Regions from separate parts of the Homo sapiens genome. Here region 1 is linked to region 2. The links are chromatin contacts, found by Hi-C or POLR2A ChIA-PET in ENCODE. All regions are on one chromosome and are shown on one strand. Each heading gives the region's core, a stretch centred on a gene start or an enhancer-like site at or near the end of the contact. The rest is flanking DNA. Distances are from core to core; before and after follow the strand shown.

Evidence for each region. A loop is a pair of places that touch in the nucleus more often than their neighbours do. ChIA-PET counts read pairs that join two places held with the same protein, here RNA polymerase II (POLR2A). Pooled maps may share reads with other maps.
Region 1: a pooled map shows a loop between it and region 2 (9-fold over the local background). The contact joins the promoter of NKAP here to the promoter of SOWAHD in region 2. A Hi-C loop is called at or near these places in 1 of 37 single-sample maps with no recorded cell type and 8 of 50 pooled maps. POLR2A ChIA-PET finds 5 or more read pairs at or near these places in 4 of 52 experiments (BJ, OCI-LY7, WTC11 and 1 more).

What each region holds. Positions count from the first base shown.
Region 1 is chrX:119,941,314-119,945,363 of GRCh38, forward strand. NKAP (NFKB activating protein) reads right to left here and starts at 2,438. Exons shown (of 9, transcript NM_024528.4): 1 at 1,907-2,438. The coding sequence starts at 2,292. RefSeq lists an enhancer at 2,175-2,675.
Region 2 is chrX:119,757,054-119,761,054 of GRCh38, forward strand. It overlaps SOWAHD (sosondowah ankyrin repeat domain family member D), which reads left to right and starts at 1,535. Exons shown (of 1, transcript NM_001105576.3): 1 at 1,535-3,149. The coding sequence starts at 1,615. The coding sequence ends at 2,562. RefSeq lists silencers at 1,285-1,434, 1,545-1,844 and enhancers at 3,396-3,465, 3,476-3,545.

The DNA of each region.
Region 1 (4,050 bases), core at 1,188-3,687, 190 kb after region 2:
ACCTAACTCAGGACTGTTTTTACTGTTTTTGCTCCCATGCATGAAACATTAATAGCTAACACTTATGGAATAGTTATGTTCCAGCCACTTAATTATTACAATCCCCAAATCCCTAGTACTTATTTTATCCCCTTTTTAATCCATAGTACTTATTTTATCCCCCTTTTAATGATGAAGAAATGGAGCCCAGAGAGGTTAAGTAACTTGACCAAGGTCACACAGCTATTAAGTGGCAAATAAAGGCTTCATACTCAGTCTGATTCTGGAGTTTGTCCTTTTCCTTTCTTTCTTCCTGTTCTTCTCTTTGTTTTTTTTTGTTTGTTTGTTTTTGAGACAGCATCTCCCTCTGTCACCCAAGCTGGAGTGCAGTGGTGAGATCATGGCTCATGGCAGCCTTGACCTCTCCAGCTCAAGTGATCCTCCCACTTCAGCATCCCCAGTACCTGAAATTACAAGCACATGCCACCACGCCCAGCTGATTTTTAAAACACTTTTTGTAGAGACAGGGTATCCCTATATTGCCTAGGCTGGTCTTGAACTCCTGGATTCAAGTGATCCTCCTGCCTTGGCCTCCTAAAGTGTTGGGATTACAGGCATGAGCCTCTGTGCCCAGCCAAAAAATGCATAGTTTTAAGGAGAAAGGAAAAGGCTCATAATTATTGCTGTGTAAGTCTTAATATCTTGTTTATTGTTAAATTATGTGTCAGGCACTGTACTAAGTTATTTACGTGCACTTATATGTTTAAAAAAATGAGAAACTTAGAAATATTACAGGCATTGAGAGGTAGGTTAAAGTTCCAACAGTTGGGAGATGTCTTGAGTCTTTTTCTTCCGGCAGTGGGAGGTAATAAAGTATAGTGATGAAAAGGACAGGCTCGGCAGGGCATGTGGGGTCATACCTGTAATCTCAGCACTTCCGGAGGCCAACGTGGGAGGATCACTTGAGCCCAGAAATTCGATACCAGCCTGGGCAACATGGTGAAACCCTGTCTCTACCAAAAAATACGAAAATAAGCCGGGTGTGGTGGTGCGCACCTATAGTCCCAGCTATGAGGGAGGCTGAGGTGGGAGGATCACTTGAGCCCAAGAAGGTGGAGGCTGCAGTGAGCCAAGATTGCACCACTGCACTCCAACCTGGGCGACAGAGCTAGACCCTGTCTCAAAAACAAAACAAAACAATCCCCAAGCTATGCATTTTTCCACTCCAATACTCACTTTGATTAGAGATCTAGTCTCATCCTGGCGTCATTTTTCGAGGTCAAGACTGAGACCACTTAACAAGACCTTCCTCAAAGTGGGGTCATCTATAGCTTATCAGATCACTTTTCCTACATGCATCTAATCGTCTTGTCTGAGGGGAAGGTTTATTTCCTCTCCAACTTAAACCCTTGATTTCATTCCTTCCTAATTCCCCACAAAACGTTTCTACATAAATATCCTGTTATCTCAGACCTGTAAGTTCCTTCATTCAACAAGCAATGGTTGAGCGCCTATAAAGTACCAGGCACTTAGAATTCTGTGATCAGAATTCTCCTCCGTTCACTGGCTCCTCCTTTCCATGAGCTCAGTCTAGTGGGGAATACAAATATATTCACGAATGATAATGACACAACCAGGTAAATGCTACAGTTCTGGTAGGTCTGAACTCTCGGCAATATTCGCTAACAAGACAGGAGGCGGAAGGGGGTAGCGGGAGACCAGGGCACTATATGAAGGGGCCTGAGGGTAAGGGAAAATGAAAAGGACGAATAAAGGGTTGTCGTGGGTGGATTAAAGAAAGGGATGAAAATGGGCGCAAGGCAAGCAGAGTGAGCGAAATGCGAATAGTCAGAAGCGGAATGAATGATAGATCGGACTCCAAAGGCACGTAGGCTCGTACAAGAGAAAGTGCGGCCGTCTCACTCACTTCTGCCGCAGGCTCTCCTCCCTCTCCTTGTCGAGGAGGCTAGGCCAAGGCTTGTCGCTCCCGTAGGGGCGCGAGTAGCTGCCGTAATAGACTGACGAGGAGGCAGAAGCGAAGGGGATGCCCCGGGGCGCAGAGGGCCGCTCTCTAGAACGCGACCGCGAGCGTGAGCGGTAGGACTGGTTTCGGGAGCCTTGGCTGAGGCCACCCAGCTGATGGGTGAGTCCATTCCGGTCCCCGGACCGAGAGCAAGAGTGCGAGCGAGAGCGGCGGCCCCGCGGGGAGCGGGCAGATTTGCTGGGCTTCGGACTCTTCGACGAACTGCGACGTCTTCCCCCCGAGCCCGAGGCCTCCCTATCCGGGCTGCGTGAGCCGGACACCGGAGCCATGGCTACTGGGGGGCCCCAGCAGCCGTGGGACAAGGGGGCGCTCTCGCGAGCCTAGGAAGATGTCTGTTGCCTTGGTTCCCGGGACCTGCCGCTGCGGAACAGCCCAAATCTGAGGAAACCTTGGACACAGTTCTGGGTACTTCTGCAAAACCCTTCCCCGGATCTAGGCGGTCGTCACCGACAGGAAGCGATGTGTGCATCAATATAAATAAGCCGGTGGGGCAACTAGATTGCGTGCATCCTTCCAGTTCCGAGTGAGGCTCCTCAAGTCTAAGCAAGAGACCAAGTTCTTTCTCAGCCTTGAACTTGAAACACTTGAAGGGAAGTATATATTTCAAACACAATATACAGTATACATTTCACTGAGTGGCCGTATGAACAAGACAGTTAATTCTGCTTGTGTTTCCTGTGCTTTCTGTGTGTATTTATATATAAATGTGTGTGTGTGTGTGTATGTCATGTATGAAAGTATGAATGTGTATTTTCTTTTTCTTTCCAATCCCAAGCAAATCGGGAGGGTTTTTCGCGACTGGGGATTAGCTATGGTGTCTAAGCCCCATATTGCCGTGTTAGCTTAGAGGGCGCAAATTTTGTTAATGACTCGCGCCTGATAAACTTCAATTAAGTTTCCCGCCTAGAGAAAAACTGCATACTTATCCCCTAGCCACCGTCTCCACCAATATGCCCCAGCAAAAGGAGGTTTTTTTTTTTTGAGACTGGAACTCACTCTGCTCACTCTGTCGCCCAGGATGGAGTACAGTGGCAAGATCTCAGCTCCCTGCAAACCTCCGCCTCCCCGGGCTCAAGCTATCCTCCCACCTCAGCCTCCTGAATAGCTGGGATTACAGGCGCATGCGACACCAAGCCTGGGTAGTTTTTTTTTTGAGGGGGGTCGGGGGAAACAGGGTTTCACCTTGTTGCCCAGGTGGTCTTGAACTCCTGGGCTCAAGCGATCCGCCAGCCTCGGCCTCCCAAAGTGCTAGGATTATAGGTGTGAGCCACTGCGTCTGGCTTGTATTTTTTTCCCCAAAAAGTGTCATTTTATTTTTTATTTTTTTATTTTTGAGACAAGGGCTCCCTCTGTCATCCAGGCTGGAGTGCAGTGGCTATCCTGGCTCACTGCAACCTCCGCCTCCCAGGTTCAAGTGATTCTCCTGCCTCAGCCTCCTGAGTAGCTGGGATTACAGACATGTGCCATCATGCACAGCTAATTTTTTATTATTTTTTAAATTTGTACAAATCTATGGGATACATGTGAAATTTTGTTACATGTATATAATGTGTAGTGATGACGTCAGGGTATTTAAGGTGTCCATTATCTGAGCACAATACATTTTTGTTAAGTGTACTCTCGGCCTGGTATGGTGGCTCACGTCTGTAATCCCAGCACTTTGGGAGGCAGAGGCGGGTGGATCACTTGAGGTCAGGAGTTTGAGACCAGCCTGGCCAACATGGCGAAACCCTGTCTCCACTAAAAATACAAAAATTAGCTGGGCCTGGTGGCACGTGCCTGTAATCTCAGCTACTAGGGTGGCTGAGGCACGAGAATCGCTTGAACCCGGGAGGCTGAGGTTGCAGTGAGCCGAGAGTGAGATTGCACCACTGCACTCCAGCCTGGGCAACAGAGTGAGACTGTGTTTCCAAAAAAAAATAGTGTACTCTCACTCTACCATGCTGTCAATATCAAACATTGAATTTGGGGCTGGGCATGGTGACTTACACCTGTAACTCCAGAAATTTGGGAGGCCGAGGCGGGCC
Region 2 (4,001 bases), core at 285-2,784:
CAGGCTTGAATGCCAGTTCCTGTGTACCAGAACAAAGGCTATGGTGTCGCACAGACCTGCTCTGCCACTTCCTGCTGGGTGACCTTGAGCAAGTAGCCTAACCTCTCTGCAAACTGGGGACAGTAATGATTCCCAGCACTTGAGGTCACTGGGAGGATTAAAAGAGTTAACATATATAACGCAACAAGCACAGTGCCTGGCACATAGTAAATGTTCAAAACCAAATTACAAATGCATAAACTGTTCTGAAGGAAAGCTCTAGATATTTAGGACTTGTTCCAAATACGTGAGGGCCAAGGAAGAAAAGCTTCCGATACCTTCTATCACTGCTGCCACAGGTGGCCCCGAGGGAGTGGGCTGATTTGGCCTGAGCCTCCATCCCCCTTGGCCTAGACTGCTGGAACAGTCTTCCGACTTCCTGCCTCTGCACCTCCCAAATCACCTTTTTAACACAACCTCCATCATGGCTGTGTCTCTCCCCGGCTCAACAATCTTCTATGGCTCCCCGTTGCTCACTGACTGAGCTCCTTAAGATGCTGGGGGTGTGGAGGCAAGAACCACTATTTACTAAGGGAAGGGAAGAGCAAAGAGTACGCTGGTATTAGGAGTGAAAAAGAAAAAATATCCTTTTTTAAAAAGCCCCTAAGCTTTGAATTTGTAGAAAGCGGGGCCCTGGGGAGAGAGCAGGGATGCATCTCTAAAGAGAACAGGGCGCTCCTGCGGCGCCGGCTCAGATTCACCTGTAGCTGCTTCTCCAAGCCAACCTGGGAAAATTGACGGGAGGGAAGAGGGTGGAGAGCAGGACAGAGAGGGCGGTGCAGAAGGGGAATATCCCTCCTGAGTTCCCTGGAAGAGCGTCAGCCTGGACCCTGGTCTTGGGCTTCTCTGCTGGAATCCTGGGCAGCCCCGGGTGCTGCGGCGAGGGTCAAGGCCACACAAAGGGCAAGGCAGGCAGACGAGCCAGTCACATGGGGCAGTCGAGCTGCCTGCGTGAATGCTAGGCGCGGGACAATGGCAACTCCGGGACAAAGTGCAGGGAGACTCCTGAAGAGATAAGAGGGAAGGGCGAAGGAAGGGGGCGGGGAGCCAGAGCCTCGGAGCTCCAGGACCGCGCTTTGGGAGACCGTGGCTGGAAGCCGAGCTCGGCCCGCTGCGGAAGGGGCGCCCTCGCGCCTCTACACTCTAGCCCCGGCTGGGATGCTGAGAACCGCGGCTTCCAGGGCCGCAGGCGAGCTCCCAGCCAGTCCCCGCGCCCGCCCTTCGGTGCTGGAGGCGGGGCTGCCGAGCTCACCTGGCCGTTTGGGGTGGGACCGCCCGCGACCCGGGGGAGCTGCAGAGGCGGCGGTACCCAGGGAAGTGGAGCTGGGCTTGCCCTGGGGACTTGGCTGGAGCTCACACCCCTCCACGCCCCCCAAGGCCTGCGCGGGGGCCCTCCCCTAGCTCCCTCCCTCCTCCTCCTCCTCCTCCTCCTCCTCTCCTTTGCTCCCTCCCTCCGAACCCAATTGCTCAAGCAGCTTCCTTCCCCAACGCCAGCGCCAGTTCCTCTCCCGTTGGGGCCCGGGAAGGGCAGCTAACGCTGGACACTGGGACGGCCGCGGCGGCAGCTTCAAGACCATGGCCCAGCTCGGAGGGGCCGCGAACCGGGCACCCACGGCCTCTCTCGCGCCGACCTCGCAGAGCCTGCGGTGCGCCCCGCAGCCCCGCCCCTCGAGAGCGGACACTGGTAGCCTGGGCAGGTACTGGGGCAAAGCCGCAGCCGCCGCCTCCCGGGAGCACCCCTTCCCAGGCACGCTGATGCACTCTGCAGCGGGCTCAGGGCGCCGGCGGGGAGCGCTGCGGGAACTGCTGGGGCTGCAGCGGGCGGCTCCTGCGGGGTGGCTGTCGGAGGAGCGCGCCGAGGAGCTGGGCGGGCCGAGTGGGCCGGGCAGCAGCAGGCTGTGCCTGGAACCGCGGGAGCACGCGTGGATTCTGGCAGCCGCCGAGGGCCGCTATGAGGTGCTGCGGGAGCTGCTGGAGGCTGAGCCGGAGCTGCTGCTGCGGGGCGACCCGATCACCGGCTACTCGGTTCTGCACTGGCTGGCCAAGCACGGGCGCCACGAGGAGCTCATTCTGGTACACGATTTCGCCCTACGCCGGGGGCTGAGGCTCGACGTGAGCGCCCCAGGCAGCGGCGGCCTCACGCCCCTCCACCTGGCGGCCCTTCAGGGCCACGACATGGTCATCAAGGTGCTGGTGGGCGCCCTGGGTGCTGACGCTACGCGCCGCGACCACAGCGGCCACCGGGCCTGCCACTACCTGCGGCCCGACGCGCCTTGGAGGTTGCGGGAGCTGTCGGGAGCCGAGGAATGGGAGATGGAGAGCGGCAGCGGGTGCACCAACCTGAACAACAACAGCAGTGGCACCACTGCGTGGAGGGCCGCGAGCGCAGTGGGCGCGACGGCTGTGGAGACAAGCAGGAGAGTGGCAGCGTCGCGGACCAAGGCGAAGGACACCGCGGGCAGCCGGGTGGCGCAAATGCATAGCCTTTTCCGCCATCTGTTCCCCTCATTCCAGGACCGTTGACAGGGACAGAGACTGGAGAGCTAGGAGGGGCTGTGACACTGTGGCGATGGCTAGGTCCTGGGTTGTCCCGGGTTCCACCGAAGGAGAGGCGCCTTGGACGCTGCTTGGGCCTGCAAGGAACAGAACACGTCGGGGTCCGACTCAGGTACTTGTCTCAGGTCTCCTGTAACCACCGGCCTGGAGGACCCGGGGACTCGGGCACCACCTCACCAAGAGAGAGTGAAGGACCAAGCTGGCCTGGCTCCGAGTTCCAAAGCTACAGGACTAAGGAGTTGGGAGCAGGGAGCGTGGTCCTGCTTGGGAGAGGGCAAGTTAAGCTTCCAGGGGCCATTTCTGGGCAGGCCGACGCGCTGGGTTTATTAGGAAACATTCGCTAGAAGAATGAGTTAAGATTGTAAACCACCAATGCAGAGAAAACGCCTAACTCTGCCGGCCTCGCTCGGCCATTAATGGGTCTTGGGGTGCGGGTAGAGTCAGCCTCTGACAACCTCCTCCTGAGACGACCCAGCCTTACTGGTACTTTTTCTCATGTATCACAGGTTACTTCTTATGTATATTAAAGTGGAATATGTGTTCTTTTCACATGACAAGGCTGTCCTTTCAGTGTTTTCCCCCACCTCCCTTACTAACCACAAAGGAAGAAACTGCATATGTTTGCAGGGTAGAGGTCACCCAACCATGGCCGTGATGTTGTGCCCCCCGGGGCAGGCTCTGGGCCTCCTTCTCAGAACAAATGGCCAGAGCTGTGCACAGAAGAAGCTACTTCCACTTGGATCTGAGGAGAAACATACAGTTCACCTCTGTCCTGAGCTCTTTGATGGTCTGGCCTCAGGCACCAGCCTCATCCTAGAAGAGTTGTCATATAGGGGCCTTGGGTTGGGGGTAAAAGGCAAAAGTTTCCAAATTTACATTTCTGATATTTCCACGGTCAGTCATGTAATTTACCTTGATTTGTGGCCTCTAATGAGACACACCCACGGGCACTTTTTTTTTTCCAAGATGGGGCTTTCCTCAGTAGCATTTATTTATTTATTTTTGAAATGGAGTCTCACTCTGTCACCCAGACTGGAGTGCAGTGGCGCAATCTTGACTCATCGCAACCTCTGCCTCCCGGGTTCAAGCAATTCTCCTGCCTCAGCCTCCCAAATAGCTACAGGCACCCGCCACCACGCCCGGCTGATTTTTTTTTTTTTTTTTTTTTTTTGGTATTTTTAGTAGAGACGGGGTTTCACTATGTTGGCTGGGCTGGTCTCGAACTCCTGACCTAGTGATCCGCCTGCCTCAGCCTCCCAAAGTGCTGGGATTACAGGCATGAGCCACCACGCCCAGCCAGCAGCATTTATTTATTATTACTGTTTTTTGAGACAGAGTCTCACTCTGTCGCCCAGGCTGGAGTGCAATGGCGTGATCTAGGCTCACTGCAACCTCTGCCTCCTGGG